Regions from separate parts of the Homo sapiens genome. Here regions 1 and 2 are each linked to region 3. Evidence: chromatin contacts called from ENCODE Hi-C or POLR2A ChIA-PET data. All regions are on one chromosome and are shown on one strand. Each heading gives the region's core, a stretch centred on a gene start or an enhancer-like site at or near the end of the contact. The rest is flanking DNA. Distances are from core to core; before and after follow the strand shown. Region 1 holds the start of IMPDH2 (inosine monophosphate dehydrogenase 2). Region 2 holds the start of CCDC71 (coiled-coil domain containing 71). Region 3 holds the start of RBM6 (RNA binding motif protein 6).

Region 1 (3,098 bases), core at 12-2,511, 910 kb before region 3:
ACCCCATGGTGGGAAGAAAGAATACTAAATTAGAATAAACCCCTACTCCCACCCCACCCCACCTCAGTGCAATTCCCAGGAGCGCTTGCTAATGATCGTTGCCCTTCTGACCTTCACTTTCCGAACTTCATTGGCCTGGAATTCAGGTGTACAGTTGTGGTGGATGAAGCCAATACCGCCTGTAAGCTACAGGATAAAAAGAGACTACTACTAAGTGACAAGAAGCAGGACTGAATGCCTTTGGGGAAAGGCGATGGAGTCCTTGCTCCTTCCCCCACACCCCATGGGGCTCACCGCCATTGCTATGGCCATCCCAGCCTCTGTGACTGTGTCCATGGGAGAGGAAACCAGTGGGGTCTTAAGAGTGATTTTCTTGGTCAGAGCAGAAGTCAGGTCCTGAGGAGACAAACGTCAACCAGTGTGGGAAAGCATCCCTTACACCTCAAGGTGTTACTGAGTCCCCCACAAAAAGGCACTTTTGTATGACCTGCATGCTAACAAGCAACATGATCCTATAAAATCCACCCCCAAGCCCAATCTGGTGAGTTAGCCCAGAGACCAGGTGATAGTAGCACCTTAGCTCACCTTGATGTTCAGGACCCAATTCCTGATCATACTCACCACCTGGTCTGCAGTGAAGTCGATGTACCCAGGGAGAATGAGAAAGTCACTGCGAGGGAAGGGAGTGAATTGGGAGTAAAGCTCTCAGCTTAGGGCAGCATGAGACTCCATCCCCATGTACCAATCAACCCGTAACGCATGTGAGCAGAGAGTGGCACTGACAGAGTCTGTGTGTCACAGGCACAGCACAAGGTGGAAATGGGTACAGGGGACCTTTTCTGCCACCGAGCTGTCATCAGTGCTCCTGGCACCCTGACAATTCCATGTGTCTGGAGCATGGAATCTCCGGCCTGAGATTCCAAGCACTACTGAGATGCTTCTCCGTACCCCAAGCACCGCTCCAGATGTCTCAAAGTGAGCCCCGGAGGTGGGTGGCCAATTCCCGAAACCTGTCCCCCACGCCCACGCCCAAGGCGGCTCTCGGAAGCCCCCATCTGGCCTTTTCCCCAGGGTGCCGCCCCTCTCTTCGCCCAGGTGAGCCCCATAGGCCCGCACTTGTAGGTGAGGCCGTCTCCGCAGTTGAAGAGCTGCTGTGCTGTGAGTCCGTCGTCTGGCACGTAGGACGTGCCCCCACTAATCAGGTAGTCGGCCATGGCCAACACAGGACACCGCCGCGTGTCTCCGAGGACCGCGCCGCAGAGACCTCTGCCGTCTGGGCCGCGCCAATATAAACCAGCCGATTTCGTCACTGCGCTGCGCGCGACGCTGACGTCAGGGCGTAGTGCGCGCGGGCGGAACCTACCCGCCTCGCTGCGGCGGGGGCGGAGCTGGCGCTGAAGAAACAGCGCATGCGTATAGCACATAGTGGCCTTGTCACTGAGGAGCTGCCACTTCACGTCCCACCCCACACTCCCCGCAGGACCTCGGCCAGTTCAATTAACAGGCAAGGGTTTACTTCTACTGTCCCGCCGGGCTCCTCCCCAAAATAAAGAGACGTTGTTCACTAACATGTTGAAAAGACGTGCTTGTCATTCTTAATAAACAACTAGAGTAAGAATACATAAGAGAAACAGAGTGGTATCTTTATATGATACACAAGTGTATGTTACAAGAATTCCATCAGGCACAGGAGCCTCAGGTTTTAAGGCCTCAATGTTAGGCCAACAAAAAAAAAAAAGGCATGGTAAAGTTTTTACTTTTACATCTAAAATGTCACTTGTCATAAAGGAGGGTGTAATAGAAATTGTCTTTAATAAATCATAATTGAAGTTCCCCTCATTTTTCTTCCATTAAGATGCTAAGTTTATGTCTGATCATGAAGAAAGAAAAGAACATCGTTCCCCTGTGGTCAGCAAAGTCTGTCAGCCCAGTGGAAGTCGGCTGGGGAGATTCCCTCCAGGGTCCATCCATCATTAATTCCATCTCTCTTGAAGATGGAAAGGGGCCACATTTCTTTTCACAGTCCAAGCCCTTTCCCCAGGCCCCAGACAAAAAAGAGTCAGCCAGCAACTTTCTAGGACATATGACACTCAAGGAAACCCAGAGCCACCATCGGCTGAGGAGTCTGCCGCAGCAGGTTTATGAAGATGCAAAGGGGGCAAAGTTTTCTTTTATATTTTAAACAGAAGCAGCCTGAAAGGCTTCGTAACTACACCAATAAAAAAAAGAAAAAAAAAAATGGAGGCCTCTTCTTTAGTGTGAAAGTCTGTCTGGTTTTTCCTGGCTGGTTTCTCTTGTGCCATGGCCAAGGCATCTCAGTGCATAGTGCTTGCATTGGCCACTGCGATGGCCTCCTGAATTTCTCTTATCACCAGGATCCGCGTCAGCATTTGTCCCATCTGCTCTCTGCTGATAGGCTGGACTGAGTACCAGATTGGGCTGTTGGGGGCCACCACTGGCTCAGGTGTCAGGTAAAAGGTGTCATTCCGGCCTTTCACACTCTGGGGGCTGAAGAATATGCGGATAAAAGTTGGGTACCACCAATATAACTTCAACCCTCCCACCCTGAACTTCCCAGACAGATGCTGTCTGCAAACAGTAAGGCCCCAAGTTATTGTGGCACAGCTACTGAATTCCATGCAGCCACCACACACTACATCCTGGTCCTCCTTTGGGACTACTGCAAATCCCCCAAATGTTGGGTTACTTCCCCTCTGCCCCTCCTTCCCACAAACCAGCTGTGATCCATCACTGACTGCACCAGCCTAGGGCTCTCATGGACTCATGTGAGTCTATCCTTATCCTACTTGAAGCCAGCTTCACTGCTCAAAGCGTCTATCTCCAAGTCTTTGCGCTTTTTTTTTTTTTTTTTTTGAGATGGCGTCTTGTCTCCAGGCTGGAGTGCAGTGAGGTGATCTCAGCTCACTGCAACCTCCGCCCCCTTGGTTGAAGCGATTCTCCTGCCTCAGCCTCTGGAGTAGCTGGAACCATAGGCACGAGCCACCAAGCCCAGCTAATTTTTGTATTTTTTAGTAGAGATGGGGTTTTTCCATGTTGGCCAGGCTGGTCTCGAACTCCTGACCTCAGGTGATCCACCC
Region 2 (2,921 bases), core at 335-2,834, 770 kb before region 3:
TGAGTGATGAATGAAAAATGATTAGATGGAAATGGAACAAAAAGGGGAATAGCTAATGCAATGGCTCCAAAGTGAGAAAGGGTTAAGGCATACTTGGTGTGGGATCTGGGATCTAGGTGAAAAAACAGGCGAGGATAGAGCAACAAAGAACCCTGAATGTTAGCCAAAGGGCCCAGACTTACACCCACTGTCCATGCCCATCTGTTTCTCCAGCTGCTGCTGTTCATGTGTGGAGCTGGAGTGGGGTGGGGGAATCTCCCTGCCCACCAGAAGTTCTGTTTTCAGTCTCTAGACAGGGTACTCAGCAACCCATTTTCTAGCTCCAGAGGCATGGAGACCTAATCAAGAGTCGGACTTTTCTTCAACAGAAACTAAAAAGCTGATGAGTAGCAGGTGCCAATGACATCTCTCTAGGCAACCAGGCAGACCAGGGACCAGGAAGCCAGACCAAGATCCCAAAGTTTAAGGACAATGGGAGCCAAAGGCTGCAAGTAGGATGGTGAGTCAAGGGGACATTAGCGGTATGCACTGTCCTACCTAAGACTTGGAGGGCCACAGACCTCAGTACAGCCCAGATGGAGGTGACTGAGAACACCTAACTACTCCCAGACTTCTTTAAAGAAGCTGTGGACATCAATCATAACTAACATCTAATACCCAACCCAACACTGAGGGTTCCCAGAAGCAAGAGGCAGCTCCCCAGCTGCACCAGAGCATTAAAAGATCAGCCAGGATCAGGCAGGTCCCTCGGGCCATGAGGCCCGTCTGTGTAGTTTCTTCCCACCGCTCTAATGCAGCAGATGAAGTCTTCAGAATACCCTGGAGGAAATGCCCTAGGGCTCTTTGTTTGGAAACATTCTTGGATCCTCAGGTGTCTTGGGCACTTCCCCTCCCCAGAGACCGTTCTCCAAGCACAATCCTTGCACATGACTTTAGTTCTTTATTAATGTTTTTTGAAGGGATGTAGTTCCCAGAGCTGTGAACTGTAGAAGAGAGAGGGACCTATTTCCCACCCTCACACGCGCCCCAGCGCAAATATTTGGGGTGACCTGGGGGCTCTTCCACCCAGGTTAGGCTGGGCTCTTGGGAGGGGTTTTCTGGGCTTTCGAGAAGCTTCGGAAACAGAGGCTCCTGCCCGGCCTCCGACTTCCCTTCACACGTGCCCCCGGGGAAGGCAGGAGAAGTTGACGGAAGATAGGGCGTGAGAGAGGCGCCACACAGGCAGACCGGGGGAGGGGGCAGATCGGGGCCCTCAGGCTGGGAATGCACGTCCTTAGGGCCCAAGCCGTGAGGCGGGGGTCACTGAGGCAGCGAAATGTACAGGGTGAACGGTGCTAGCCCTACCGGGACCGCACAGCCCCAGGGTGGGGTCGCTGGGCGCGGGGTGGGGGTGGGGTGGGGGGTCTCGGCCAGGCCGGCGGAGGACGCGGGTCCGGGAAGAGTTGGCCGCTTGCCCGTCCGCCCTGCCGCCTCGCGGGCCGCCCCTCCGCGGCGCGGCTAGGCCCGCGGCTCCAACCTACCGGCGCCGCCGCGGGGACCCAAGACGCGCCTCTGCGCCGCCTCCGCTGCTCCAACATGGCCGCCCGCTGCGCGCCGGAAGTGCACTGCGCTTCCGCTTCCGGGACCCAGCCCGCCCTACCGACCCTTGACCCCTGAGACCCCATTTCCCCACAAAGTCTGGGGGCGGAGCAGATTGGGTACCAAGGAGGACTGCCTGGAGGTGGTGGCCGCGGTGACTGCTCCAAACCCGTTCGGCCCTGTGCAGAAGTCTGAAGAACAGAGGTGCCCTCTGACGCGGCCCCAGGCAAGGACTCACTAGAGCCCGGCCAAGACTGGATTAGGGGTCATCTGACACCTTTTCTGAGGGGAGCTAGTGGTGCATTGACATCTGGGAGGGGCTCCTGACAAGGTTCAGGCCATCTTCCACCCTCTGATCTATCTTTAGCCACTGACAATGCCCACTTCAGTCCCAGACACCTGACCAGAGGGTGAAAGAGGAGTGCCTCCTGACAGGGAGTCTCAGGTGATCTCCTTTGTTTTGCAGTAAGGGTATCTTCTCCGAGGACAGCAGGCCTTCCTCTCTTCCTGAGAATAGGGCCTGTGGCACATGGCATGAAAGGCTGGTGTGCACGTGATCACAAGTGGTGCACGCAAGCCCAAGCGCACATGGAGTCTGGGGGCTCCAGTATACCACTGTGGGCCTGAGTATACTTGCTCAGGCAGGTGGGGGCAGGTATAGTCACTGGCCCAGCCTCAGCCCCTCAATGGAAGGAAGTCCTGCTTCCAGTCTTAACACTGCCCAGAACCCCTTTCCTTTTGCCTAGGAGTCTGGGACCTCAGTCTTTTTATCCATGCTCTTGGGCTAGTACGGGGTGGTGGTTATAGGACACAGGTCAAAATCAACCCTAGGGGTCTGTGACTTCAGTGAGAGGTCAGAGTGGTCTCCACAGCTCTGACCAAAGGTCCCATTAGTCAGAGGTTTGCAAGTCCAGGTTGGGAACCATCCTGGGAGCCCTGGTTTCATGGATGAGGTAGTGGGGGCATTTGCACTAGGGTCAGAGCCTGAGCCAGGAGGCAGAAATATTGCCACAACTCTTGGACTCTGACCCTTGCAGTGGTGCCTTATTTGGTAGTTGGGGTCAGGTGGAAGCCTATTGGCAATCACAGGAGGGTGGCGGGATGCTTCATTTAGGGACTGGGTACTAGCCCTTTTTCCTGCCCTTTTTCCAACCAGGATCCTCTGGTTGCTCTGTATTTTCCCTGCTTATACAGAGGGGTCCAGGCACTCCTAAAGACAAGTGCCTAGTCCACCCAGCAGTGCCATAGGCCTCATCTGGTGCCTCTTAGCTTCCCAGGGCCTCAGCACTAATGGTGAGGTCCTCGCTGCTTTTAAGTATAGCCAAGGTATCTAGCAGGAACTG
Region 3 (3,201 bases), core at 81-2,580:
GTCGCCTAGGCTGGAGTGCAGTGGCGCTATCTCGACTCACTGCAAGCTCCGCCTCCCGGGTTCACGTCATTCTCCTGCCTCAGCCTCCTGAGTAGCTGGGACTACAGGTGCCCGCCACCACGCTCCACTAATTTTTTGTGTTTTTAGTAGAGACAGGGTTTCATCGTGTTAGCCAGGATGGTCTTGATCTCCTGACCTCGTGATCCACCCGCCTCGGCCTCCCACAGTGCTGGGATTACAGTCGTGAGCCACTGCGCCCAACTTCTTTCTTTCTTTCTTTCTTTTGAGACGGAGTCTTGCGCTGTTGCCAGGCAACAGTGCAGTGGCGCGATCTCGGCTCACTGCAACCTGTGCTTCCCGGGTTCAAGCAATTCTCTGCCTCAGCCTCCTGAGTAGCTGGGATTACAGGCATGCGCCACCACGCCTGGCTACTTTTTGTATTTTTAGTAGCGATGGGGTTTCACTATCTTGGCCAGGCTGGTCTTGAACTCCTGACCTCGTGATCCACCCACCTCGGCCTCCCAAAGTGCTAGGATTACAAGCATGAGCCACTGCGCCCGGCCTTTTTCTTTCTTTCTTTTTTTCTGAGGTGGAGTCTTGCTCTATTGTCCAGGCTGGAGTGCAGTGGCACAGTGTCGGCTCACTGCAACCTCTGCCTCTGCCTCCCGGGTTTAAGTGATTCTCCTGCCTCAGCCTCCCGAGTAGCTGGGATTACAGGCACCTGCCACCAAGCCCGGGTAATTTTTGTATTTTTGGTAGAGATGGGGTTTCACCATGTTGGCCAGGCTGGTCTAGAACTCCTGACCTCAGGTGGTCCACTCGCCGCGGCCTACCAAAGTGCTGGGATTACAGGCGTGAGCCACCGCGCCCCGCCAACCAGCTGGAGATGGCTTAAACTTACTCCCGAAGAAGCTCCCTTCCATTTCTCTCACACTAACGGACAATAAGGAGGCCTCGAGCTAGGCAGGCCAGGGCCGTACCCGAGCTGCTGGCAGGGAGCAAACCTCAGGAAAGTCAAGCCACCAAAAAACTGTAAGCCTCAATCAACTGAGAGGAAAGCACAAGAGGACCAGGTGTCACAGGGCAGAGGCCAAACCACAACTCCCAGCAGGTCACGCGGAGTAGGGCGGGTAAGCGCGCCTTCTTATTGGATGGCGATGGACAGCGTGCTCTTACGACCCACCCCAGAAGGCAAGTCCCCTGCGCGCGGGGCACGGCGGGAGTAAGAGTCTGCGGGACCGGCAGCTGTACTTCATCTCCCAGCGGGCCGAGCGCTGAAGGCAGCGGCGCGGCGCCTTTGTGGTAGCAGTGGCCCCGCGCGGAGGAAGTTCCGGTGTCCGCGGCGCTGGGTCGGTGGCGGAGGCTGAGGAGAAGGAGGAGCGGGCCGTGGAGGCTTCGCCGCCTAGGTAAGGGCCCGGGACTGGAGGGGAGGCGTGCCAGAGCCTGCCAGGGAATAGCCAGCAGACAGGCCCGCTCTAGACATCGCAGGCCCGCGCAGCCTGAAAGCTGTGGCTTCAGTGTCGCGGGGCGGCTGCGGCCTCGCTCGGGAAGAAGACCAAGCAACGGTGAGATGAGGGAGGCGCCGCCCGTGGCAGGAACGCCCCGGAACCGTCGCGGGCCTGGGGCGGGGCCCGGCGCGGCAGTAGATTACCGGTCCCGCCGCGGAGCGGCCAGCTGTGAGGCTGGGGCCGGCGCGTGGTTGCGGCTCTGTGCTCCTACTCTTCGGAGCTGTAAGCGGGCTGTTCTTGCGGTTTTCCTGTTTCAGATCCAATTCTGTGGCATCACTAGGAAGGGAGCTCTTGTGCTTAGCACGTAGCCTCGTCCTCAGACTTGGACAGACACAAGGGAGGCTCCGCTGGACCGGAGGGCACAAGAGCTCCGAGCCCGGTCGTCGGGGCGGTAGAACCTGGAAGCGGGAGAGTGGTCTGGTGGGTTCTGCGCCCGTTAGGCAATGAAGGAGAAGGATGTTTTATCGTATTCACGCTTTAGATTCCATTAGCGGTGTAAATAGATGTTTTTCTCTTTATTTTAGAATTGACGTTAGGCGAATGGGTTCAACTTTGGGAATGCCTTTTTTTTTTTTTTTTTTTTGAAGGAAGGGCCCTGTTTCGTAGGGTACATAAACCGTGAGCGTAATTGTATTTTTTGCATATTCCAGGTTTGCTTGTGAAGGTCAGAGTAGCCGGATTTAAGTGAAGGAGTTCAGTAGACATGCAGACATGGTCACCTGGTTCATTTTCTGAACCCTGGATTGTGCCCTCGGCTTGCTAGTTTCCACCTTCCTATTGAGAAATGCCACCAGCGTGAATGATTTAAATATGTCACCATTACTGAATTTGTGAGGTCTCTAACGAGAGGTGTCAAGAGCTGGTGCGTGATGGTAGGACTGGCAGTGAAGAAAGTAACTAAATAATATGTTACCATTTTGGTGAAACACAAAAGTTGAATTTGAACCTTGTCTCAGAAACTAGCATCTAACTAGATACCTAACCTGCAGGACAGGTCCCAGGTCTCTCTGGATAGTTGTAGCACCTTTCCTTATAGAATTCTATTACCAGGCCGAGCCTGGTGGCTCACACCTGTAATCCCAGCACTTTGGGAGGCTGAGGTGGGGAGTTCGAGACCAGCCTGACTAACATGGAGAAACCGCGTCTCTACTAAAAGTACAAAATTAGCCGGGCATGGTGGCACATGCCTGTAATCCCAGCTACTTGGGAGGCTGAGGCAGGAGAATCGCTTGAACCTGGGAGGCGGAGGTTGCGGTGAGCTGAGATTGCTCCATTGCACTCCAGCCTGGGCCACAAGAGTGAAACTCTGTCTCAAAAAAAAAAAAAAAAAAAAAAAAAAAAAACCCGCAAAACTCAACAAAAACCAACATAGTAGAGGCAGCGTTTCGCCTTATGCCCAGCTAATTTTTTGTATTTTTTTAGTAGAGGCGGAGTTTCGCTATGTTGGCCAGGCTGGTCTTGAACTACTGACCTCAGGTGATCCACCTGCCTTGGCCTCCCAAAGTGCTGGGATTACAGGCGTGAGCCACCGTGCCCGGCCCTGTTATAGTATTTCTAAAACAAATTGTGAGCCTGGGCAACATCGCAAAACCCTGTCTCTACAAAAAATACAAAAAAAAAAAATTAGCCAGGCGTGGTGGCATGCTCCTGTTAGCCCTAACTACTCAGGAGGCTGAGATGGAAAAATCGCTTG

Evidence for each region. Hi-C counts contacts between places; a loop is a spot of excess contacts on that map. ChIA-PET counts read pairs that join two places held with the same protein, here RNA polymerase II (POLR2A). Pooled maps may share reads with other maps.
Region 1: a map of CD4-positive, alpha-beta T cell shows a loop between it and region 3 (3-fold over the local background). The contact joins the promoter of IMPDH2 here to the promoter of RBM6 in region 3. A Hi-C loop is called at or near these places in 1 of 168 maps with a recorded cell type or tissue (CD4-positive, alpha-beta T cell), 3 of 37 single-sample maps with no recorded cell type and 9 of 50 pooled maps. POLR2A ChIA-PET finds 5 or more read pairs at or near these places in 1 of 52 experiments (Caco-2).
Region 2: a pooled map shows a loop between it and region 3 (4-fold over the local background). The contact joins the promoter of CCDC71 here to the promoter of RBM6 in region 3. A Hi-C loop is called at or near these places in 6 of 50 pooled maps. POLR2A ChIA-PET finds 5 or more read pairs at or near these places in 3 of 52 experiments (AG04450, activated CD8-positive, alpha-beta memory T cell and activated naive CD4-positive, alpha-beta T cell).

What each region holds. Positions count from the first base shown.
Region 1 is chr3:49,028,137-49,031,234 of GRCh38, forward strand. IMPDH2 (inosine monophosphate dehydrogenase 2) reads right to left here and starts at 1,262. Exons shown (of 14, transcript NM_000884.3): 1 at 1,117-1,262; 2 at 622-670; 3 at 295-396; 4 at 112-186. The coding sequence starts at 1,214. It overlaps QRICH1 (glutamine rich 1), which reads right to left. Exons shown (of 10, transcript NM_198880.3): 10 at 1,571-2,508. The coding sequence ends at 2,316. RefSeq lists enhancers at 395-997, 998-1,599, 1,053-1,262.
Region 2 is chr3:49,164,747-49,167,667 of GRCh38, forward strand. CCDC71 (coiled-coil domain containing 71) reads right to left here and starts at 1,585. Exons shown (of 2, transcript NM_022903.4): 1 at 1,521-1,585. RefSeq lists silencers at 1,347-1,406, 1,427-1,506 and enhancers at 1,657-1,726, 1,747-1,866.
Region 3 is chr3:49,938,820-49,942,020 of GRCh38, forward strand. RBM6 (RNA binding motif protein 6) reads left to right here and starts at 1,331. Exons shown (of 21, transcript NM_005777.3): 1 at 1,331-1,406. RefSeq lists enhancers at 961-1,483, 1,192-1,251, 1,282-1,331, 1,362-1,421, 1,484-2,005 and a silencer at 1,562-1,761.